7 separate regions of the Homo sapiens genome follow, and regions 1, 2, 3, 4, 5 and 7 are each linked to region 6. Evidence: chromatin contacts called from ENCODE Hi-C or POLR2A ChIA-PET data. All regions are on one chromosome and are shown on one strand. The core of a region is the stretch at or near the end of the contact, and the rest is flanking DNA. Distances in the headings are between cores, read along the strand shown.

The links. Hi-C counts contacts between places; a loop is a spot of excess contacts on that map. ChIA-PET counts read pairs that join two places held with the same protein, here RNA polymerase II (POLR2A). Pooled maps may share reads with other maps.
Region 1: a loop to region 6 is called in a map of sciatic nerve, with 5 times the contacts of the local background. The contact joins the promoter of PGPEP1 here to the promoter of KLHL26 in region 6. A Hi-C loop is called at or near these places in 1 of 168 maps with a recorded cell type or tissue (sciatic nerve) and 4 of 50 pooled maps. POLR2A ChIA-PET finds 5 or more read pairs at or near these places in 1 of 52 experiments (K562).
Region 2: a map of CD8-positive, alpha-beta T cell shows a loop between it and region 6 (21-fold over the local background). The contact joins the promoter of COPE here to the promoter of KLHL26 in region 6. A Hi-C loop is called at or near these places in 7 of 168 maps with a recorded cell type or tissue (CD4-positive, alpha-beta T cell, CD4-positive, alpha-beta memory T cell, CD8-positive, alpha-beta T cell and 2 more), 25 of 37 single-sample maps with no recorded cell type and 21 of 50 pooled maps. POLR2A ChIA-PET finds 5 or more read pairs at or near these places in 5 of 52 experiments (A673, HEK293, HEK293T and 1 more).
Region 3: a loop to region 6 is called in a map of CD8-positive, alpha-beta T cell, with 8 times the contacts of the local background. The contact joins the promoter of TMEM161A here to the promoter of KLHL26 in region 6. A Hi-C loop is called at or near these places in 2 of 168 maps with a recorded cell type or tissue (CD4-positive, alpha-beta T cell and CD8-positive, alpha-beta T cell) and 7 of 50 pooled maps. POLR2A ChIA-PET finds 5 or more read pairs at or near these places in 2 of 52 experiments (CD8-positive, alpha-beta memory T cell and naive thymus-derived CD4-positive, alpha-beta T cell).
Region 4: a loop to region 6 is called in a pooled map, with 15 times the contacts of the local background. The contact joins the promoter of LSM4 here to the promoter of KLHL26 in region 6. A Hi-C loop is called at or near these places in 1 of 168 maps with a recorded cell type or tissue (sciatic nerve) and 9 of 50 pooled maps. POLR2A ChIA-PET finds 5 or more read pairs at or near these places in 2 of 52 experiments (BJ and naive thymus-derived CD8-positive, alpha-beta T cell).
Region 5: a pooled map shows a loop between it and region 6 (9-fold over the local background). The contact joins the enhancer-like site here to the promoter of KLHL26 in region 6. A Hi-C loop is called at or near these places in 6 of 50 pooled maps. POLR2A ChIA-PET finds 5 or more read pairs at or near these places in 2 of 52 experiments (T-cell and WTC11).
Region 7: a loop to region 6 is called in a pooled map, with 11 times the contacts of the local background. The contact joins the promoter of JUND here to the promoter of KLHL26 in region 6. A Hi-C loop is called at or near these places in 2 of 37 single-sample maps with no recorded cell type and 9 of 50 pooled maps. POLR2A ChIA-PET finds 5 or more read pairs at or near these places in 4 of 52 experiments (AG04450, GM10248, T-cell and 1 more).

The regions. Positions count from the first base shown.
Region 1 is chr19:18,339,179-18,342,354 of GRCh38, forward strand. PGPEP1 (pyroglutamyl-peptidase I) reads left to right here and starts at 1,420. Exons shown (of 5, transcript NM_017712.4): 1 at 1,420-1,537. The coding sequence starts at 1,504. RefSeq lists a silencer at 1,269-1,458 and an enhancer at 1,290-1,977.
Region 2 is chr19:18,918,015-18,921,178 of GRCh38, forward strand. COPE (coat protein complex I subunit epsilon) reads right to left here and starts at 1,373. Exons shown (of 10, transcript NM_007263.4): 1 at 1,209-1,373. The coding sequence starts at 1,334. DDX49 (DEAD-box helicase 49) reads left to right here and starts at 1,701. Exons shown (of 13, transcript NM_019070.5): 1 at 1,701-1,842; 2 at 2,566-2,689. The coding sequence starts at 1,728. RefSeq lists enhancers at 1-473, 1,376-1,975 and a silencer at 1,106-1,295.
Region 3 is chr19:19,136,508-19,139,845 of GRCh38, forward strand. It overlaps TMEM161A (transmembrane protein 161A), which reads right to left and starts at 1,971. Exons shown (of 12, transcript NM_017814.3): 1 at 1,919-1,971. The coding sequence starts at 1,921. RefSeq lists enhancers at 1,353-2,214, 1,699-1,908, 2,189-2,378 and a silencer at 1,969-2,048.
Region 4 is chr19:18,321,509-18,324,529 of GRCh38, forward strand. It overlaps LSM4 (LSM4 homolog, U6 small nuclear RNA and mRNA degradation associated), which reads right to left and starts at 1,568. Exons shown (of 5, transcript NM_012321.5): 1 at 1,510-1,568. The coding sequence starts at 1,512. It overlaps LOC105372300 (a long non-coding RNA gene), which reads left to right. Exons shown (of 2, transcript XR_007067157.1): 2 at 226-489. RefSeq lists a silencer at 1,449-1,628 and enhancers at 1,689-1,908, 2,107-2,709.
Region 5 is chr19:18,302,858-18,306,168 of GRCh38, forward strand. No RefSeq gene overlaps it. Among named protein-coding and RNA genes, the nearest start is that of LSM4, 19 kb to the right of the region's middle. RefSeq lists enhancers at 1,842-2,221, 2,112-2,617. Within about 2 kb of position 1,799, at least 37 of the 41 ENCODE cell types and tissues checked have a DNase peak (open chromatin) inside an H3K27ac peak, as active enhancers do.
Region 6 is chr19:18,635,565-18,638,525 of GRCh38, forward strand. KLHL26 (kelch like family member 26) reads left to right here and starts at 1,464. Exons shown (of 3, transcript NM_018316.3): 1 at 1,464-1,573. The coding sequence starts at 1,491. RefSeq lists silencers at 609-798, 839-918, 929-1,088, 1,139-1,648 and enhancers at 1,135-1,429, 1,388-1,902, 1,903-2,417.
Region 7 is chr19:18,280,070-18,283,109 of GRCh38, forward strand. It overlaps JUND (JunD proto-oncogene, AP-1 transcription factor subunit), which reads right to left and starts at 1,553. Exons shown (of 1, transcript NM_005354.6): 1 at 1-1,553. The coding sequence starts at 1,415. The coding sequence ends at 372. MIR3188 (microRNA 3188) reads left to right here and starts at 2,008; the gene lies at 2,008-2,092. It overlaps LOC124904652 (a long non-coding RNA gene), which reads left to right and starts at 2,023. Exons shown (of 2, transcript XR_007067154.1): 1 at 2,023-3,040. RefSeq lists silencers at 142-451, 1,032-2,031 and an enhancer at 687-1,538.

The sequences.
Region 1 (3,176 bases), core at 170-2,669, 300 kb before region 6:
CCTGTAATCCCAGCTACTTGGGAGGCTGAGGTGGGAGAATTGCTTGAACCCGGGAGGCAGAGGTTGCAGTGAGCCAAGATCACACCACTGCACTCCAGCCTGGGTGACAAGAGTGAAACTACGTCTCAAATAAATAAATACATATATAATTTCTGCTTAATAATACCTGGGGGACTAAATAATCTGTACAACAAACCCCATGACACGAGTTTATCTATATAACAAACCTGCACATGTACCCCAAAACTTAAAAGCTAAAAAAAATTAAAAATGATTTCTGGCCAGGTGTGCTGGTTTACACCTGTAATCCCAGCACTTTTGGGAGGCCAAGGTGTGCGGATTGCTTGAGCTCGGGAGTTCGAGACCAGCCTGTGCAACACTATGAAACCCCCATCTCTACAAAAATACAAAAATTAGCTGGGTGTGGTGCCACACACCTGTAGTCCCAGCTACTCAGGAGGCTGAGATGTGAGGATCAGTTGAGCCCTGGAGGTCAAAGTTACAGAGCTATGATTTTGCCACTGCACTCCAGCCTGGGTAACAGAGTGAGACCCTGTCTCCAAAAAAAAGAGAGAGAAAGGAAATTATTTCTGAGCTTTATTGCTATGAAGAGGATGGAACCAGGGAATGAGATGGAACCACTGGGGGGTAGCAGTGAGGTCATTTCAGCCAAGGAGGGCCAGAAGGAACCCTCAGAGGAGGTAATAGGATAGCAGGGAGGTGATAGCCAGAGAAGGCCACAAGGAGAAAGTGACAGTTCACCCCTCGGAGGAGGTGACAGCCAGGACAGGAGGAGGGCCCCTGGGAGGAGGCGACATTGGAACACTGGAGCTGAGGCCTGAAGGAGGCCAGCTTCGCAGGTACCTGCGGGGTGTGTTCCGGCAGAGGGAACAGCAGGTACAATCGCCCTCCCCCATTAGCCTCCTAGGACCATGGGGGCCTGCAGAGAAACTTCTGGCACCACACAAATATGGTTGTCGTGTTTTTCCTTTTTTACTCTGTCCTCCCCCACCCCCGCCAACTTCCTGGCCTGAATGCTGCTCCTGTGACCCCTTGAGGCGAGTGACCTCGGGGAAGTGGCATTCTGTGCCTCAGTTTCCTTATCTGGAAAACGGGCCTTGCTCGCGGGGACTTCCCTCCCTAATTCTGCGCAGTATGCATGCATAGGGCAGGCCCTCAATGAACCCTTGCAGAATAAAGGACCGGCTCATCCCCAGCACCTGGCTCAGTGCGTGCAAGCGGCTACACACTACGGCATAAGATGTTCCCATTTTGCAGACGGGGAAACGGAGGCTGGGGAATACCGGGCCTAGCCGACGGGGGCGGGGCGCAGGGCGCGCACGCTGCGTCTCGGGCCCGGGGGCGCGCACGCCGAGCGGCTGACCGGGGGCGAGGCCGGGGGCTTGACAGGGGCGTGGCCTCGCGCGGCCGAGAGGCTGCAGCGGCAGCAGCTGTCGCGCCAGTCGCAACAGAAGCAGGTCCGAGGCACAGCCCGATCCCGCCATGGAGCAGCCGAGGAAGGCGGTGGTAGTGACGGGTACGCTGGCTGATGGGGGCTGTAGCGGCAGCGGCCGGGGGCAGAGGCGGGGGCGGCTCCGGGACTGCGGGGCCGAGAGGGGCAGGTGCTGGAAGTCCTCTCAGATTTGGAAGGTGTCATCACCCGCGGGAGCCCCGCGCAGCCCAGGCTTCCTGGAAAGTGGAGGAGGAGGAGCCTTGGGGGTCCCAGGGTCGGGAGTCAGGGCAGTCGGGCGCGGGGCTTGGGGGGCCGGGCAAAAGCCCGGCGCTGCGCAGGCCCCCCTGGCGTCCTTTCCTCCCAAGGTGGGGATGGTGACCCTCCTGGCACCTGCCTCCTCTGTCTGGCCTGCGGGCTGGACTGGACCCTTCCTCCCTGCCCCTTCCGAGGTCCAGCCTGTCCCCACACCGCTCCCCCAACCCCTGGCCCCAGGGGACAAAGGCCGATTTGCGGGCAGGAAGTGTCCCAGTGACAAATGAACCTCCCAGTCACTGCTCGCCGCGCCCTGCGCTCCTGGGGGGCTACTCTCCCAAGGCAGGGGCAGGTGGGGGTCCGGGGACCTCGGGCTCTCCCAGCTGTCCCAGGGACTGTCTTCAGCGGAAACCTTTTTGTGTTTTGTGCCAGGGCTGTTTGTTGGTGAGTCAGGGCCCCTGCTGTCACCGACTCCCCCCCACCCCCAAACCAACTGTTTCTCCTCCCTGAGACTCCGCCTCGGGGCCACGTGGGGCGCCAACTTCCGCTGGGGCCTCAGAGTCAAGGAGTGGGGGGGTCATTTTGACCTGCTGTCTGGAGGGGTCAGAGTGGGAAATCCAGCAAAGGTGCACACAGGTGTTTTGTGGCTGTTGAAGGGAGATTGAGGCTGATCCAGGAGATTCAGGGAAGAAGGAAGAAACAAGGCACCTGCTTAACAGGTGTGTATAATTGGGAGGAGGGTCACTGCCCCCATCCCTTCCAGCCTTCCTTTATCTGGTTATTTATTCCAGCACTTTTTGCATGAGCTGATTACATCTTTACTGTCTCCATTTTGCAGAAAGGGAAACTGAGGCTCACAGAGGTCATCCAGTTTGTAAGGGGCTGAGCTGAGACTCAAACTTTGGCTGTACAGAAGGATAGAGTTAGGAGGTCCCCTCCTGAGCCACAGCCCCTACCTGCTATCCCAGGCTACAGCATCTCTGCATAGCATTCATATCCTGTGGGATCACTGGCCCAGATGGACCGTATTTTTTTTTTTTTGAGACGGAGTTTTGCTCTTGTTGCCCAAGCTGGAGCACAACGGCGCGATCTCGGCTCACTGCAACCTTCGCCTCCTGGGTTCAAGCGATTCTCCTGCCTCAGCCTCCTGAGTAGCTGGAATTACGGGCACGCATCACCCCATCTGGTTAATTTTTTGTATTTTTAGTAGAAACGGGGTTTCACCATGTTGGCCAGGCTGGTCTCAAACTTCTGACCTCAGGTGATCCGCCCGCCTTGGCCTCCCAAAGTGCTGGAATTACAGGCATGAGCCACCGCACCCAGCCCCAGATCTGGATTTGAATCCCAGCTTTTTCACCTTCTTGCTGTGTGACCTTGGGCAGCTAGCTTCACCTCTCTGTGCCTCAGTCCCTGCTCCTGGAAACTGGGCCTAGGAAACACCCTTGCCTGAAAGGGGATGTGGCCAGGCTTA
Region 2 (3,164 bases), core at 123-2,622, 280 kb after region 6:
CCCGTCTCTACTAAAAATACAAAAATTAGCCGGGCCATGGTGGCGCGCGCCTGTAATCCCAGCTACTCGAGAGGCTGAGAAAGGAGAATTGCTTGAACCTGGGGGCGGAGGTTGCAGTGAGCCGAGATCACGCCACTGCACTCCAGCCTGGCAACAGCGCGAGTCTCCATCTCAAAAAAAAAAAAAAAAGAAAAGAAAAGAAAAGAAAAAAGAAAGATGTATGGGAACAGACACACAACTCTCCCTCCCAGATAAGCACAACGAAGAGACACAGAAGCAGTTCAAGCCTCTGATAAACTCTCCGACCCTGAATCCTTAAAAACTCTTAGTCTGTAAAAGAGTGTTACTCTGACCCAACTCCGCCAGAAGGCGCCTCTCAGGTTTGTTTTCTCTAAAATAAACCTGTCTTGACTGGCAAGCCACCTTTCGTGTTTCTTTCCTCTTTAATTCTTACAACTTTGTCACCCAGGCTGGAGTGCAGTGGCGCGATCTCGGTTCACTGCAACCTCGGCCTCCGGGTTGAAGCGATTCTCCTGTCTCAGCCTCCCGGTAGCTGAGATTACAAGTGCCCGCCACCACGCCCGGCTAATTTTTGGTAGACTCATGGTTTCTCCACGTTGCCCAAGCTGGTCTCGAACTCCTGGGCGCATGCGATCTGCCCGCCTCGGCCTCCCAAAGCGCCAGAATTACAGGCGTTTGAGCCACTGCGCTGGGAAACTGTGTTTATCATTCTGAGTCCAGCGGAATACAGTGCCCGTCCAAAAAAGTGCTCAATGAAGAATGAATGAATGAATGGGTAAGCTCTGGGAGAAATAACCAGGCTGGTTGGGCAGGGAAACGTCCTTCTCTGAACTTTAGGGTTCTCATCCGTAAAATGAGGATAAGCAACAGTCTCCATCTCACGGGAACTGAAGGTATGGCTGAACAAAATAGGCTTATTGTCACTACAGTGGCATAAACACCTCCCTTACTCAAAACACTTTCAAGGGCGCAGAGAGAACGCTGTACGAGTGAGCAGTACCGTAAACTGTTACTGCTCTGGGTTCTGTCACGGGACAGTGACTACTCCTCACTGAACTGTGGAAGAGGTGGCCCAAAAAACGCGAGAAGAAAAGAGAAAGTTTTTAGACGCAGAACGCGGCTCGCGGCCACCAGAAAGCGTCCTCCGCCTCCGCCCCCAGCGTCCCCGCGCCCCTGCGCGGCCGCACCTTCACCCGCTGCGCCTCGTTTATGCACTGCTGGTAGCTGCCGATGTAGAAGGCGTTCTTTACGTCGAACAGCTCGTCTACCTCCCCGGAGCCGCCGGAGGCCGGGCCGGGGGCCGGAGGCGCCATTTCGCTGTCTTCTCACCAGCTCCTCTTCCTGAAAGACACGTCAGCCGGAAGCAAGACACGGGCACGCTAGGAAATGTAGTTTACTTTTTCCGAGCGGCGGCGAAGTAAGCCAATGGGAAGCTCCACAATAATATGCAAGGGGGCGGAAGGCGTAAGTGCGTCACGGAGAGCATCTCGGGAATTGTAGTGTGTTTCTGCAAGCCAATGGGATCCGGGGAAACATGATAAGGATGCGGTCGAGGCTGGGAATAGGCTGAGGGAGCTGGAGAGGGTGGGACCACGCAGGAGGCAGATCCAATAAACAGGAAGATTTTTCTCGTGACGTCGTCGGCGCGCGCCGGAAGCGCGGATCACACGGGCCCCTACAAGGGGCCCCTACAAGCGGCCACAAGGATGGCAGGCTTCGCGGAGCTCGGGCTGTCATCGTGGCTCGTGGAACAATGTCGGCAGCTGGGTTTGAAGCAGCCCACGCCCGTGCAGCTCGGCTGCATCCCCGCCATCCTGGAGGGTGAGTATGGCCCAGGGCCTTCCCCAAGAGGCCTCTCCGCTCCTCTCGACTCCTTTCCCTTCTCGCAACCTTTGCTTATTCCGGTCCCACGAGGCGAGGGGCAACCTCGGGCGTTACAGGAGATCCGGGGTTCCGGAGGACGACTGGACAGTGTTGGCATTTAGGTTGCATGACTGACTCGCTTTGTGTTCGTACGCAAGTGATGTAATCTCTGAAATTTTCATAGTCTCAGCACAGGGAGGGTTTGATGGATGACTAGTCCGATAGTATCGCAAAATCCTGCAGACCTGGTACTGCTATCTTTATTTTACAAATAGAAGTTGAGGCTGTCAAAATTGCTGGTAGATCCAGGACTCCTTGGTCCTGTGATTGCTCCTCTAGGAGAAGGTCTTCTCTCTGCTCCTCTAGCCCAACCCAGTTTCGCCATTAAAGAGAGGCCCACAGGAAGCCTAAGATGTGATAAGTCAGGGATTAAATAAACAAATGAAGGGGTCAACAGGGAGCACAAGATGCATATGAGGGAAGGGAATTCTGGATTCCCCAAATTCACGTGCTCCTGGACGGAGTTAGAACGAGGTGGTAGGAAGCTGTGGGCATCTCGGGTCAAATGGATATGGGTTCCAGTCCAGCCTGCCACTCACTGGCAGTGTGTCCTGGGCAAGGTCTCTGAAACCCAGCTGTCCACACATGGAGGGTGTTGATGCTGCTTTGTCCCCAACCCAGGTCGAGACTGCTTGGGCTGTGCTAAGACAGGCAGTGGGAAGACAGCAGCGTTTGTCCTTCCCATCTTGCAGAAGCTGTCTGAGGATCCCTATGGCATCTTCTGCCTCGTCCTGACACCCACCAGGTAAGCCCCCAGCAGGCCTCCTGGGTATGGGTTAACCAGCTGTGCTCTCTTGGGCAAGCACCTTTCCCTCTCTGAGCGCCCTTTTCCCACGTGTGAGATGAGCATGAAAATCTTGCTACCCGCTTCTTAGGGGTCCTGCAGAATTAAACAAGATGGCCCCGGTGCAGTGGCTCACACCTGTAATCCCAGCACTTTGGGAGCTCCAGGTGAGCGGATCACTTGAGGCCAGGAGTTTGAGACCAGCCTGACCAACATGGAGAAACCCCGTCTCTACTAAAAATACAAAAAATTAGCTGGGCATGGTAGCGCATGCCGTAATCCCAGCTACTCGGGAGGCCGAGGCAGGAGAATCGCTTGAACCCAGGAGGCGGAGGTTGCGGTGAGCCAAGATCGTGCCATTGCACTCCAGCCTGGGCAACAAGAGCAAAACTCTGTCTCAAAAAAAAAAAAAAGAAAGAAAGAAAGAGGCAGGCAG
Region 3 (3,338 bases), core at 721-3,220, 500 kb after region 6:
TAGCCAGACATGGTGGTGGGCGCCTGTAATCCCAGCTACTTGGGAGGCTGAGGCAGCAGAATTGCTTGAACCTGGGAGGCAGAGGTTGCAGTGAGCCGAGATTGTGCCACTGCACTCCAGCCTGGGCAACAGAGTGGGACTCTGTCTCAAAACAAAATAATAATAATAATAAAATAAAAATACATAAAATAACAGACTAATAGGACATTTTCTCTGTACCTGTGACTTGTAAACTGAGACCAGAAATCTTTTTTCAGTAATGAGGTTGGTGGCGGCATCTTTCTCATCTCTAAGTCCTCATTGCTCGCCCTCCCCGGGACCCTAGTGCAGACTGGCTGGCTGGCACTTAGGGACCATGAGTGCCAGCCCATGGGCCCCTGCAAGCCAGTGGGTCAGGGCTGTTGAAGCCCCACCCTTCCCCTAGGACCCTGCCCTCCCACCCCCCAGTCTGTTTTTCTCCTCTCTCTCCGACCTCTCTCCTGTGACCTGCCAGGGTTTTAACCACCCAATCAGCCAGCCCATCAAAACCTCAGCACGGTGACACCTCCAGCCCAGACCTCTCTGCTGAGCTCAACCAGTAGCCTCCTCCAGGCTCTCCTGGGAGACCCTAGCACTCACCCATCATCCCATACCCTTCCAGGTGGTTCAGGCCCTTCCCAGTCTCACAGTCAGCCCCCAACTTGGTTCTGCACCCTGCAGGCATAGCTAGAGACCATCCCTCCACCTCCCCACAGCTCAGCTCTCTCCTCAGCCCTCCCTGCACCCAACCACTGGAGTCTCAGAGGTCTTCCTGGACCTTTGGGCTCTTCATCAATGACCCCACCACCCCCCAAAACCCCCCAAGGGAAAAGGTGGTGGAGGGGTGCATCTCTCCACCTAAGGCTCCCAGAGGTCTGTCCAGGGATGTTCTGATGGCCCTGCCCTCCACCCAGCCTCCTGTCTCAGGGTCAGGGCTCTGCAGACATCTGCAAGAATTTTCTGGAGTCTTCCATCAGCTCCTTCTTTTCCCTTCACTGGATTTACGATTCTCGAACTCAAGAACCCTGATAAAATCAATGCAGCCTCCCTCCTCATTCCCGGGAGCCTGTGCCTTCATCTCCTACGGCGTCCTGCACCTCCGCCTGGGACGACGCCCCACTTTCAATAATTCCGGCCATCAGTGCCCTTCCTTCAGGGCCATCTCCAGCGCCCCTCCTCGGGGATGGTCCCAGGCAGAGACCCTCCAGTTCCACGTCCCTCTCTCTGCCCAGGCCGGTCCCGTCAGGGTTGTGGGAGTCCCCCATCTCCCTGCACCAGCCTGACCCCCAGGGGCTGGGCTAAGTTTTAAGAACACACTCAATAGGTTGGACCCAGAGCCGCGTGAGACCTGAAGGTTCCAACTTTCCTGTCTCCCACTCTGAGAACCTTGCCCGCCCTGAGGCCAACCAGACCTCCTGAGTCCACCTCCCACGGCCTCCCCTGCCCGTTCCACACACCCCGATATAGCAGGGACCCCCGATGGATCCTGTCGGCGCGGCCCCCACGCTCCTGCAGGACCCCCGTCCCCAGAGTGGACCCCCAACAGGACCCCACACCGCCTTAACCAGGTTCCAAATGTGCTGGGGTCCCCAGTCCCCTCTGTGGGACCACGACCCCTCAAAAGGATCCCAGACCCCTAAAAGGTCTCGAGGGCAGAATCCCCAGAACGCTTAGGGGCTTCTAGTCCCCCTGGGTACAACTCCCGCCGACTCCCTCGGAGGTCCTGTAGCGAGAGCAGGGCTCCCAGAGAGGGACACACGGCCTTCAGCGTGCCCCCGAATCCCTCAGAGCCTCCAATCCCCAAGAAGAAACCCCAATCCATTCCCTCAGTGTCTCCCTGGACCCCTTCGGCTGGACCTCGGCCCTGCAGAACCCCCCACTTCGCGGGACGCTCGCTCACCATGACGCGTGCGAGAACGCGGTGCACTCACCCACCGGCCTAGGGCTCCGGGCACTCTGCGGAAACTCGACCAATTAGAGCCCGACTCTGGTCTGACGAGCATCCCGTCCGACCAATCAGTGTGTCTTGAGCCGGCAAATCACCAGGGACGAGGAGGCCGCTCGCGTTGCATGCCGGAAATTGTAGTTCAGATACGCTGGTTCGGATCGATCAAAGTGAAGATTGTGTCTGGGAGGCCTGCGTGGCCGACCTCTCTTAAGGCTTAGTTTTCTCTTTCCTACACTTATCTCAAAGGTTTGCAGCGAAAGCATTTATTCCCACCTAAGGGACATTTCTGAGAGTAGAATTCCCTCCCCCCATCAAGAACATTCAATGGCTCCCACTTAGTAGACGAAGTACTTAGTACTCCTAAGTACTAAGTAGGCTAAGTACTCAGACTGAATTCAGACCCTTCTGCCTGACTTAAATCTGCTGCTAGCACTATTGTGCACCCTATAGTACAACTTGCACCCACCATGCTGTCTCATACCTCCAGGCCTTTGTAAATATCCTACATCTTGCAATGCCTTCAAGAATGCCTCAATCTTAAAATAAAAACAAAACAAAAGCAAAAAAGAATGCCTCAATCTTTTTCACCTGGCAAGTGCCTTATTCATCTCTATCAGCTAGGACTCTGGCTGTGCTCCACAAAATATCAACTAACATGGGTTCAAGCAAAAAAGGAAAATTTTTGGCTCATGTGACAGAAAATACTAGCCATAGTGTCAGCTTCAGGCGTGGCTGGATCAAGGACCAAATGTCAGCTTCAGGGATCTGATGTTCTTTATTTCACCGCTAGGAGGAAAGGGCTTCTGGTGTTTGTGCCCCGGTTTTGCCATTTGTCTTTCTGTGGATGAGTGTGTCTGCCTGAGTGTAGACATATATTGGGTATGACTGAGTGTCTGAGCATCTTTATGGGGGTGGGTTCCTGTGTGTGGGGCCTGAGTAATTACCTTTTCGTTTTTACATTTTATTATGTATTTGTGTATTAATTTTTTTTTTTCTTGAGACGGAGTTTCGCTCTTGTTGCCCAGGCTGGAGTGAAATGGTGTGATCTTGGCTCACCGCAACTTCCGCCTCTTGGGTTCAAGTGAGTCTCCTGCCTCAGCCTCCCGAGTAGCTGGGATTACAGGCATGCACCACCACGACTGGCTAATTTTGCATTTTTAGTAGAGATGAGGTTTCTCCATGTTGATCAGGTTGGTCTTGAACTCCCGACTTGAGGTGATCCGCCCACGTCGGCCTCCCAGAGTGCTGAGATTACAGGCGTGAGCCACCGGGCCTGGTTTATATTTTATTTTTTTAACTTTCGGCTGGCAAGTGCTGAATCCTAAGCGCACTATCGCACGCCACCTCGTGGTGGAGGGCAAAAGCGCAGTCT
Region 4 (3,021 bases), core at 318-2,817, 310 kb before region 6:
GTTTGACTCTGGAACAAAATTGGTAATAGCCCTTTCCCGAAAAGACCCTCTTCTTGCCTGGGGACCAGTCTGCCTTTGTAGGACTAACAAATAAGCTACAAGATTAGAAATTACCATTTAGGTAACTTCAGCCTCTGGCTGCAAGAGTCTGAAACTCCCCAAATTGCTCCTTGGGATAACATCACTATTATAAAATCTAAGATCAGTGCTTGAGATATTTTGCAGACCCCGTACTTGACGGATCAGCTGACACTACCCAGACCAGTAATCTGGCTCAACCAGTCCTGCGATCCCACCCAGGAACAGAAGACAGCAAGAAAACCTCACTTCAACACTCCCGTCGATGACTCCATCGACCTCAGGAAGCTCCAACCAATCAGCACTCCCCACTTCCTGAGCCCCTACCCGCCAAATTATCTTTCAAAACTCGGATCCCCTAATGCTCAGCGGAGACTGATTTGAGCAATAATAAAACTCTGGTCTCCTGCATAGCTGGCTCTGTGTGAAATACTCTTTCTCCACTGCAATTCCCCTGTCTTGATAAATCTGTCTAGGAAGACAGGCAAGGTGAACCCATTGGGTGGTTACACACTGACCAGCCGGATTTAGGGAGAGTTCTCACTAATCCACAGTTCTGATGCAGCCACCCCTGGGGGACCCTCCTGGTTACTGAATCTCCCACTGTCTCACAGAGTCTGGAAGTCACATCCCCAACAAGGGCCTTGGTTTCTCTCATTGAAAAAAGAAGGACCAGAAGCTGATGGGCCAGGAAACTCCCAGCTCTGAATTCCTTTTCCGATCTGCACAGTGGGGGACACGGGCACTTTCTAGCCCAGATCCAGAACTTCCAGAATCATAAACAATGGGCCCTGCAGAGACCTGGGCCGCAATTTTTCCTTCTTTGTATTGGGAGGATGTACTTTGTCCACCCCTAGCTCAAAACGCCCCCTTCCGCTGGAATGACATGCTATGTGACCCAAGGAGAAACACCACACCCCAGCACCAGGCCTGCTTTTCAGCCAGAAACCAAGAGGCCTAGGAGGCTGTGCTGCTAGCATCTTGCAAGCTCTGAAATTCCTAAAACTAAGTTTCACAACTCAGACTGGCCCCCTACTTCCCAGCACTCTAGTTTTCAATCAGGGAGGTCAGACTGGGCCCGAAGCGTAAGGGACCCCTTCCCTGCCCAAAAACTCTCTGCTGCATTTGGCGGATCCCCACCTTTTTTTTTTTTACTTCAGTTTCCCCACCTGCAAACTGGGAAAACTAACTAAGGCGAGGCCACTGTACTGTGGATACAAGTCCGTGCAACCCTAAATCCCAGACACGAACGTGATAGAGCCACCTGCAGTCTCCGGCCTCAGTTTCCCAGCCTCGTGCCGGGGGGCGGGACTCGAGGCTCGGACCTTACGTTCGCCCCGCGCCAACCAAGCCCACAGCGCCCGCCCGCAGGGATCCCAACGACTGCTGTTCCCGCCTCCCGGTGAGACCCCGCAGTTGCCCTGCCCTCACCATGGTGCCGGCGGGGACCGGGCTCGCCGGCCACTTCCGCCGCCGCCGCTGCACACGCTCCCGGCGGTCGTCGCCGCGCCGCGCGCCACTAAGCTGAAAGAAAGTGGCAGAGACGCAAGCCAGTCAGCACCGGGCTCGAAGGGCGGTCAACCAATCCACGCGGAGTAGGGCGGGGCCCGCTGGGCGAAAGGGCGGGGCGGGCCGTGTTCCCGCCGGAGGAACGAGGACGAGAGCCGTAAAGTGCCGCGGCTTGTAATGCAAAAGGAGGCGGAGCAACGCGCGCCGGCGCGGGGTGCATTGTGAGGAAATGCGTGCGCAGGTGAAACCTTCGTCGGTCTCCTGGGCTCCACGCTGTGGGCAAAGCCAGTTAATGCCTTTCGTTTGCAGTAGAGAGAGAGAAATCGAGGCTTCGTGGTGATTGGGCCGTGCCTGATGTTGCCCTTCCGACTCCTAGTTTTCTGATTCTGTAATTATCCAGGGAACATCATTTAATAGGTTGGAATCCTGACCACGACCCTCGGGGCCTCAGTTTGCTCCCTGTAAATAGTAGTGTCTGCTCCAAAACGTTGCTTACTGTAAGGATGAAATGAATGAAACCATGTAAAAGCACTTAAAACAGCGTCTGGCACATATTAAGTACTTATTACCTACTCTGTGCCTGTTTCTGCTCACAGAATGAACAAAACACAAAATTCGTGGCCCTCAGGGAGACAGACAGTAAACAAAGTAAATAGGCGAATGCTATTAGTTTTCTGGGGCCTGCTGTAACAAATGCCCACACACTGCGAGGTTTAAAACAACAGAACGTGATTTTCTCACAATTCAAGAGATCAGAATAATGAAGTGAGGTTGTCAGCACAGTTGGCTCCCTCTGGAGGCTCTGAGGACAATCTGTGTGTCCTATGCCTCTCTCCTGGGTTCTGGTGGCTGCTGGGAATCCTTGGAGTTCTTGGCTTGTAGATGCAGCCTTCCGCGTTCTGCCTTTGTCGTCACTTGGCCTTCTCTGTGTGTCTCTGAGTCTCAAATGTATCTCTCCTTTTTTTTTTCTTTTTTTTTTTTGTAGTAGAGACAGGGTCTCCCTATGTTGTCCAGGCTGGTCTCGAACTCCTGGGGTCAAGCAATCCTCCCTCCTCTGCCTCCCAAAGTGCTGGGATTACAGGCGTGAGCCACCGAGCCCGGCCGCTCCTTTTTCTTGTAAAGGACACTCCTTTCTCTTATTAAGTCCACCATAAATTTCAGGATAATGTCATCTCAAGATCCTTAATTACATCTGCGAAGACCCTGTTCTTTTTTTTTTGAGATGGAGTCTCATTCTATCACCCAGGCTGCAGTGCAGTGGTGCGATCTCAGCTCACTGCAACCCCTCCCTCCTGGGTTCAAGGGATTCTTCTGCCTCAGCCACCCGAGTGGCTAGGATTACAGGCACATGCCACAATGCCCAGCTAATTTTTGTATTTTTAGCAGAGACGGGGTTTTGCCATGTTGGCCAGGAGGTGGCCTCGAACTCCTGAC
Region 5 (3,311 bases), core at 549-3,048, 330 kb before region 6:
ACAGGCGCCCACCCGCCTTGCCTTCCCAAAGTGCTGGGATTACAGGCATGAGCCACCGCGCCCGGCCCTGTAGGGGCTTCTGGCCTGAGCCCTGACCCCCTCTGCCCCTTCCCCACAGAAGTTCAGAGGCTCCGTGCTTGCAGTTCCTCCACCTGTTCCGGCTCTCTCTGTGTGGCCAGCAGCTTCTTGTCCACTCGAGACTTGGTTTGACTGGACCTCCTCTTAAATTTTTAAAAAATTTTTAATTTATTATTAGTAGTATCATTTTTTTGAGACAGACTCTCGTTCTGTCGCCCAGGCTGGAGTGCAGTGGCGCTATCTTGGCTCACTGCAACCTCTGCCTCCTGGGTTTAAGCAATTCTCCTGCCTCAGCCTCCTGAGTAGCTGGGATTACAGGCACCACGTGCCACCACACCTGGCTAATTTTTGTATTCTTAGTAGAAATAAGGTTTCACCTCGTTGGCCAGGCTGGTCTCAAACTCCTGGCCTCAGGTGATCCGCCTGCCTCGACCTCCCAAAGTGTTGGAATTACAGTTGCCGCTGTGAGCCACAGCACCCAGCCGGCCTCCTCTTGCTCTGTGGAAAGGAGGTGCCACCTCGGGGTCCTGCACTTCCTGGGCAAGGCCAGCTGGTCAGCCTAGGCCCTGGCAGCCTCCTCCTCCCTGCCCTGAGGCCCCAGCACTGCCCCCTTCCTGCTTCCACCCCTGCTTCTGACTGTTCCAGAACCCTCTGTGGCTGCTTCTCATGTCACTCAGGGCCCACATCCTCCCCATTTCCTGCCCTTCTGTTTGCTCCTGTGTCCCCTGGGCACAGGGCCTTTGCACGGGACTGTCCTCCTGACCCCTGCTGGTCCAGAATGTTCTTTCCCAAGGTGGCTGGCTCCCTCGTCTCTCAGGCCCTTCCTGAATCTTCAGTGTCCTTCTCTCACCTTCCCTGACCACCTCTTCATTCACCTCCTCACGAGCCCGCCCTGTTTCTGGTTTCTTTTTCTTTTTTTTGAGAGTCTCGATCTGTCGCCCAGGCTGGAGTGCAGTGGCGCGATCTCAGCTCACTGCAACCTCCGCCTCCCAGGTTCAAGCGATTCTCCTGCCTCAGCCTTCTGAGTAGCTGGGATTACAGGTTTGTGCCATCACGTCCGGCTAATTTTTGTATTTTTAATAGAGATGGGGTTTCACCATGATGGCCAGGTTTTGAACTCCTTATCTCAGGTGATCCGCCCACTTCGGCCTCCCAAAGTGCTGGGGTTACAGGCATGAGCCACTGCGCCTGGCCTGGTTTCTTCTTTTTACAGCATTTATGCATTTGATATGCATATGCTTGTGGCTGGCTCACTCCTGTGGAAGGGAAGGATTGCCGGGGCTGTGTCACCAGCACCTGGGACAAGGCAAGTGGCCCTAGTGCCAGGCTCGTGCCAGGCCCTGGGCTCCAAAAGAAGAAGGTGGGGAGGGAGGTGACAGGGACACAGGCCATCTGGGGGTGGCTGTCAGAGTAGTGCTGGGAACAGCAGGTGAAGCCCAGAGGAGGAGAGGAGGAGGAGAGAGAGGAGGGGGATGGGGGATGGGAGTGGGGGATGAGTGGAGGAGGATGGAGGAGGAGGGGAATGGGGAGGAAGATGGGGAGTGAGAGGAGGGGGATGGGGGAGGAGAAGGAGAAGGAGGAGGAGGAGGAGGAGAGAGGGATGGCTTCCCACAGCTGCCTCTCGGGGGCCACTGCCCAAGGCCAGCCTCTGCACTTTTGTCCCTGAAGCGGGTGTTTGGCTCCAGGATGAGGTGGCGTCAGCAGCCGACCCGGGCCTGTCGCACTCTGGCGGGGGACTGTGGGCTGGCCCTGCAGAGCTCAGCCCCCGGCTGAGTCACAGCACAGCGCCAGGCGTGGGCCTCCCTAACAGAAAGCAAACTCCAGGCGAGAAGGTCTGGGGGCGGGTGGGGACCATCTACGATAAAGGCAGCCCCAGTTGGGTGAGGAGGGCACAGACCATCGGAGGGACAGAAAGACCTGGAAGCCTTGGATTTAGGAACTAGACTGGTGCTTTTGGTTTCTTTTCTTGTTGAGGGGGCTGAGGATGAGGCTTTGTGAAACCAACCAGGAAGAATGAAACACAGAGCTGGTCCGACACCCAGCTCGAGGGAGGGGGGCCGGAAGCTTCTGGAAGTTGGCTGCCCCTAAGCAGGGGCCACTCTAGCCCACAAGGCCAAGTTGGCAGAGGCAGACGAGGGGACTCTGCGGCTCAAGTCACGGGCCAGGAGCCCGCAGCTGCCGGGCTGGAAAGGTCAGAGCCGGCTCTGCGTCTGGCTGCGCCGGCAAGAAGCCACAATTACGCAGGCAAAAGAGCCCGGGGATTAGCCCCAGCACCTGGGACCCTGAATGGTGAGAAGGCACCTAGGGGGTGTTGGAACACATTCTGAGTTCAGAGCCTGGTCAGGGAGAAAAAACCAAACGGAGATCAGGAAGGGGAAGGGGCCTTCGAGGGCTTTCCCATCCCAACTTCCCAGGATGCCTGACCCCAGAGCTCCTGGATTTGATCCACGCCTCGTGACACACACAACCCCTGGGAGGAAGGAGCCCAGGCCCCTTGGAGAGCCCCAGAGGCCTCTAAGGGCCGGTGAGTCTAGGACATGGGGCAGGAGCTGCAAATGGGGCCTCCCTGCTCCCCACCCTTCCTTCCCTCCTCCTCTAAACATTGCCCCACCCACCTCGCCCTGTGAGCCCAGCCCCCTGCACGGCCCACACTGTAGGGGCATGGGGTGTGCCAAGAGATGCTCCTGTCGACCAGGCGCAGTGGCTCATGCCTGTAATCCCAGCACTTTGGGAGGCCAAGGCGGGAGGATCACTTGAGATCAGGAGTTCAAGACCAGCCTCGCCAACATGGTGGAACTGTGTCTGTACTAAAAATACAAAAATTAGCCGTCTGTGTTGGTGCACACCTGTAATCCCAGCTACTCAGGAGGCTAAGGCAAGAGAATCGCTTGAACACACGAGGCAGAGGTTGCAGTGAGCCAAGATTGTGCCACTGCACTCCAGCCTGGGCAACAGAGCGAGACTCCGTCTCAAAAAAAAAAAAAAAATGCTCTTGTCCAACAGGCAGGTGGGTGCCGTGGGCCGGTGCATCCCAAGGCTTCCAGGCCCGGGCCCCCAACTGCTGCCCCTGCCTGTGTTGAGGGGGCGGGTTTGTGAGGTTCAGGGCAGGCCACATCCTGGACCCCACATGCCCCATCTCTAACCATCAATCAAGTGCCGCTGTGGCGGAGAGGATTCAGGCGACTGCAGATATCCATCCCTGTCCCCCACCCCACACACAAGGAGAACATCCC
Region 6 (2,961 bases), core at 214-2,713:
CTGGAGCTTACCAGAGATGGGGGGTGAGGGGTGCCCCCAAAAGGTCTAGATGCTTCATAGACGCCTATAGATGCAGGACTTTGAGCCCTGGCTGAGGGTCAGTGTGTTGGGAGGGCTGGTGCTTGGGGATCTGAGGGTGTTGGGTCCGGTGGAATGGACTTTGGGAGTGTAAGGTTTGAAGGATCTGTGGGCAGGGATTTGGGGGAGTGGGAGATGAGTTTTGAGTAGAGAATGGGAGATAATTGGATGTGCAGGGTTTTAGAGTATGAGAAACCAGAATTGGTGTATGAAGCAGGTGGTGGGAACCTAAGGCCAGATGATTGGGGTCTCAGGGTGGAGGCTCTGAAGAGGGTATGTCAGGGGAGGGTGGGGAACCATGAGGGGCTGGAAGTCTGAGGCCTGGGCATGGGTGAGTTTCGCCCCTGAGAGAGGCCTGGGAAGGAGGTAAGACTGGAGTCGGGGTGTGCAGGGTGGGGAGAGGGAGGGTGTGGTTCTCAGAGCTTAGAGACCCATTTCTCCATGCTCCATCTCACCCTCCCTCCCACCCTACCTATAACTCACTTCCCTGTGGCTCCAACGCCTCAAAGTATAACCACGCCCAGCCAACGCCCGGGGCACGCCTGCCAGCGCCCCAGGGCACTCACAGACACTCCTTAACACCTGCACGTGCCCCGCCCCTCCTCAGATCCGCCGCTCACTTAGCCCGGCCCCACCCCCATCAGATGAGGCTCCGCCCCCCCGGCCCCGCCAATCCCTCGCCCCCTCCACGCACACACCCCTGATCTTCCCCGCCCTCCTTCCAACCAGACTCCACCCCTCGCCCAGGCCCCGCCCTTCCTCAGACCAGGCCCTCTCTTCGCTTGACCACATCCATCCCCAGATTCCTCCTCTCTCCTGCCCAGACCCGCCCAACCTCAGACCCATCTTCTCCTTTCTACCTCCCCGACCACTCCCCCACCGCATTCCTAACCTCCACCTTGTCCCTTCTCACACCTGGCCCCGCCCTTTATCCTGCGCCCCGCCTCCTCCGCAGGCCGGACCCTTGTCCCTCCTCCTCTTGCCCTGGGCCTGCCCCTTCTTCAGACCCCGCCCCACTCCTCAGCCCAGGGACCAACCCCATCCTGCGCCTACTTGTCCTGCTTCGCCCCGTCCCCACCTATCCACAGACAATACGCCCTCTCAGCCCAGAACCGCTTCCCTTTCAGACTTGGTTCCGCCCCTCACGCCAGGGTCCCGCCCCAATCCGGCACCCCTAGCCCAGGCCCCGCCCTGGACCCACCTCTCTGCATAGCAGGCCCCTCCCTTTATCCCAGACCCGCCCCGGCCCTCCGTAGACCACGCCCCTCCGATTCCGGGCCCGCCCCAATCCTTGGTTTCTGGTCCCGGCCCCGCCCCTCCGCAGACCTGGCCCCGCCCCGCCCCCCGCGTCTCGGTTTCCCGGGCCTGCGCGCGCGGCTCCCGTCACTCGAACGCGCGACGGCGGGGGGAAGATGGCGGAGTCCGGCGGTAGCAGCGGTGGTGCTGGTGGCGGCGGCGCTTTCGGCGCGGGCCCGGGCCCCGAGCGCCCGAACAGGTGAGACCCGGCCCGCAGGATAGACCTGCACCTGTCTTGGAGCCCAGGAAACCTGTGGGCAGTCTTGGGCGTCCTGAGGGGTTGAGGGGAGGCCTGGCACGGCTCGAGGGTCTTTCGCTGAGAATTTGGACTTTACGGGGCCGTGGGGTACTGGAGGAGCCGAGGGCTACTGAGGGGGTGGCTGGAGGGGGGCTGGGTGCCCCAGGACCTCGAGGCGTCTGCAGGCGGCCCTAGGGACCTGAGAATCCTGGGGGTCTGAAGGGAAACCGAGGGGCTCTTGACTGTGGTGGGCCGTGGGGCAACTGGGGATGCCAAAGGGCCTGGGCAGCAGAGAGGGCCTGAGCAGGGGCCATGCCATGGCCAGTCTGAGGGTGGTGAGGTGTCTTGGGGGCTCTGAGGAAGGGGCTAAGGCCCAAGGCATCCTGGGAGGTGCTGAAGGGCCCCAAGGTGGCTAAAGGTGGTCCTGAGAGCGTGCTGAGGGGCGCTGGAAGGAGTAGAGACTGTGGGAGGCTCTGGGTGGGGGACTTAGGTGAATCTGGGAGTCTGAGATGGGGAGGCTGAGGGGGCCTGGGGTGGGTCTAGGGAACCTGAGGGGGGTGAGAGAACTCCAGGGGGTTTATAAAGAACATACAGAGGGTTCTTCTTTGGGGCTCCTCCCTTCCATCCCCATGGGGTCCAAATCCACATCCCCAACAGGCTAAAGGACTTACAGAAAGGTCTTGCCCTCAGACAAGGGGACAGAATTCACCCCTTTGGTCAGAGGGAGGCCCCCTTTCCCCATGGCCCAGTCCTGACATGGATTGCTTGAACGTCCAGGTTTGCATGACAATTAGTTATCATCAATAACTAATGATATGTGTGTGCATGCATTGTATTGGATTGTCAGAGGGAAAGAACACCTGCCTTAGGAGTGTGATCTCCTGCTCTTTTCCTATTGGGCAAAGCCAGACCCTCCCACCCCAGCTCCTCCTCTAGCCCAGCACCCAGGTCAGGCCAAGGAGGAAATTCAGGCTTTTTCTTGCTGGTGAGCTTCCAGGAGCCAGTAATTTCAGGCAACATGATAAATGATGAAGTTGTTTGATACTTACGTGCTGTGGAGTTTTGGACCTGTGGGCTGATTGTTGGAGGGAATGGCCTGATGGCCTGGCTGTGTGATTTGGTACTGAATGGAACACGCATGGGATGGGTGGGGAAGGGAGGAGGGATGGCTGGGCCAGGGCACAGAGGAGGCAAAGGCCCTGCCTGTTCCTGAGGATGCTGAGTGGCACCTTGAGACTTAGGTCTGTGGGCATTGAATCTGGTCTGCCAGAGGGGCCATGGGGAACCCAGGAGGTGTGTGTCCAGAGGGGTGACCAGCCTCCTGGGGTAGGTGTGGGGCAAGATTGTCC
Region 7 (3,040 bases), core at 303-2,802, 360 kb before region 6:
AAAAGTAAAGGAAAGGCAGGGTTTGAGGCTGCGCCCCCTCGGAGCCCCCTTCCGCGGCGCGGTGTACAAAGGGGCAGCCGAGACGCGCGGGTTTGTGCAACACGGGGCGGCCGCGCGGGGGAAAGAGGCAGCGCGAGGGCGGGGGGGTCATGCGCTCGCCCCCCCGGGAGCAGGGGGTCCAGCTTGTCGAGTCCTGGGCACCCTCGGGGGGGGGGAATCCCCGGGGGCCGCGCCCTCTCTGAGTTCCTGGGCACACTCGGGGAGGGGGGGTCCCCAGGGCCGCACCCTCTCCAAGTCCGGGGCGCCCACGACACCCCCCCGCGAGCCCGCCCCTTGGGGAGGGTGGCCGCGCATGCGCCCCGCGCGCGGACTCAGTACGCGGGCACCTGGTGCTGGGGCAGCAGCTGGCAGCCGCTGTTGACGTGGCTGAGGACTTTCTGCTTGAGCTGCGCCACCTGCTCGCGCAGCAGGCTCGCCGTGGACGCCAGCTCCGTGTTCTGACTCTTGAGGGTCTTCACTTTCTCTTCCAGGCGCGAGATGCGCTCCAGCTTGCGCTTGCGGCACTTGGAGGCGGCGATGCGGTTGCGCAGCCGCTTGCGCTCCGCCTTGATGCGCTCCTGCGTGTCCATGTCGATGGGCGACAACGGCGGGCTCTCGCCGAAGCTCGGCACGTCGGGCACCGTCTGTGGCTCGTCCTTGAGCGCAGCCAGGCGCGGCGGCCCCAACGCGCCTGGGGGTGGCGGCGGCGGGAAGGGCACAGGTTCGGCAGCGAAGGCGACCGTCGCGGCGCCCCCCGCGCCCCCGGCGCCGCCCGCGTAGCTGCTCAGGTTCGCGTAGACAGGCGCTTCGGGCGCGGCCGCCGCCGGGGCCAGCTCGCCGGGGGGCGCGGAGCCCGTGGCCGTGCCCGAGGGCCCCCCGGCGGCGGCGGCGGCGGCGGCAGCGGCCGCGCCCGCGCCGAGCTGGTTCTGCTTGTGTAAATCCTCCAGGGCCTTGACGAAGCCCTCGGCGAACTCCTGCTCCTCGCTGGCCGCCACCTTGGGGTAGAGGAACTGTGAGCTCGTCGGCGTGGTGGTGACCAGCCCGTTGGACTGGATGATGAGGCGCTCGAGCTCGGGGGAGGCCAGCTTCAGCAGCCCCAGGTCGGGAGAGGCGAGCAGGCCGTCGGGGGGTGCCGCGCTGGGGGCGCCGTCGGCGCGCAGGGGGGTAGGAGGCGGCGCGGCCGCAGGCTTGAGCGCTGCCGCCACCTGCTCACTCAGGCTCAGCGTCAGCGCGTCCTTCTTCATCATGCTGCCGGCCGCGGCCGTCGGGGGCGCCCCGGGGAACAAGCGGCCCGGGGACGCGAAGCTGCCGCCGCTGCCACTGGCGCCGCCGCCCAGGCCGCTCAGCGCCTCATCGCCGTAGAAGGGTGTTTCCATCCTCCGCCTCCCCCGCCGCGCCGGCCCGGGGGGGAGTGGCCGCGGCCTCCCGGGGGGCCCGCGCCCCCCCGTCCGCTCGGCCCTGCGCCCGCCCCGGCCGCGGCCGCAGCGCCCGGCCCTCCACTGGCGGCGGCTCCTGCGCCGCGCCACTTGTGCGCCCTCTTATAGCCTCGGCTCGGCGCGATGAGCTCACCGCCCCCGTTCGCCATTGGGTGCGGGTGACGTCGCTCATTTGCATGGAGGGGCGGGGCCAAGCCGCCGACGCCCGCCCGGCCGCCGTTGCCCCGGCGACGCGCGGTAAACGCCACAACAGCGCGCTGCCTTGTGGGTTGACGTCATGGGGGCGGCCGCGCGCCCGGGCCGGGTCACCCCGCCCCGGGACCGCTGTGTACGACCGATCTCCCCGGCGCCGCCTCCGCCAAGGCACGTCCCGGGTGGCGTGATGGGCCCGGGCCACCAGGCGCCCGCCCGCCCCGAGGCCCCGCCCCGTGTCCGCGCGTGGGGCCCCGGCCGGGCGGGGGCGGGGGCGGGGGCGGTGCCGGCCTCCGGGGACTGGAGGGGGATGGGGTCCCGCATGGCTAAATAACTCCTTGGCGCCTCCTGCTCTGCTGTGCCGCCAGGGCCTCCCCTAGCGCGCCTTCTGGAGAGGCTTTGTGCGGATACGGGGCTGGAGGCCTGGTGGGGCTGTGTCCGGGGGCTCGCCGGGGGTGTGGGGAGGTCTGCGTTCCTCACCCTCCCTCCTTCCTTCCCTCCCTCCCTCCACCCCGCGTGTGATTGCTCAGGAAGAGACGGGAGGGGAGAGGAGGGTCGCCAGAAGTTGCTGAAAGCGCTTGGATCCTGATCATTTTCACTGAGTGCGTTCTAGAACCAGGAGTCCTACTTCCTGCCTTTACAGATGGGAAACTGGGCTCAGAGAGGTGGAGTGACCATCCCCCGAGAGTTAGCTAGGAGTCACAGCAGGGCCCGGGCTGTGACTAGGCCTGAGCTCTTGTCCACCCTTAGAACCCTAGAACCTGGGAGTCCAGGCCCCTGCGCAGCCCCTTCCTTCCGCCGCCCACGTTTTAACCCCAGGTCTGCCAGGGCTGTGATGTCCTGGGCGAGGGTGCCCAACTCCAGGGGCTGGGCTGATGAGGCAGGAATGCCGGGTATAATTATTACATGCTTGTTACCACTATCATGGCTGTTAGGGCTTAATGAGCCACTATTAAGACTGGCTGGGAAGGGGGTGTGAGGGAGGAGAGATGGACCCACCCCACCAATACTCACAAGGGATCCTTAGGACATCTGGATCTGACCTACAGCCTCTGCATGCACCCCTCCAGCTCCCCACCTCTGTCTGAATGGAGCCCACACCCTCCTTTCCCTGACCTCCTTCCCCTCACTCTCTCTGATCCTTGGCCTCCCAGTTGCAGGACTAATCGTACCTCTGGGCCTTTGCACGTGCTATGCTCTCTGCTTGGTACTCCCTTCCCCCAGTGCAAAGATGTGTCTTCAGGAAGTGCCCCACCCTCAGACTTTACTCCTTTATTGTAGCCTCTGAATCTGCCAGAATGATGGAGTGGACCATAGTCCCTGAAGGTCAGGGACATTGCCTATGCTGAGCCTGCTGACAGGGCCTCGCATAG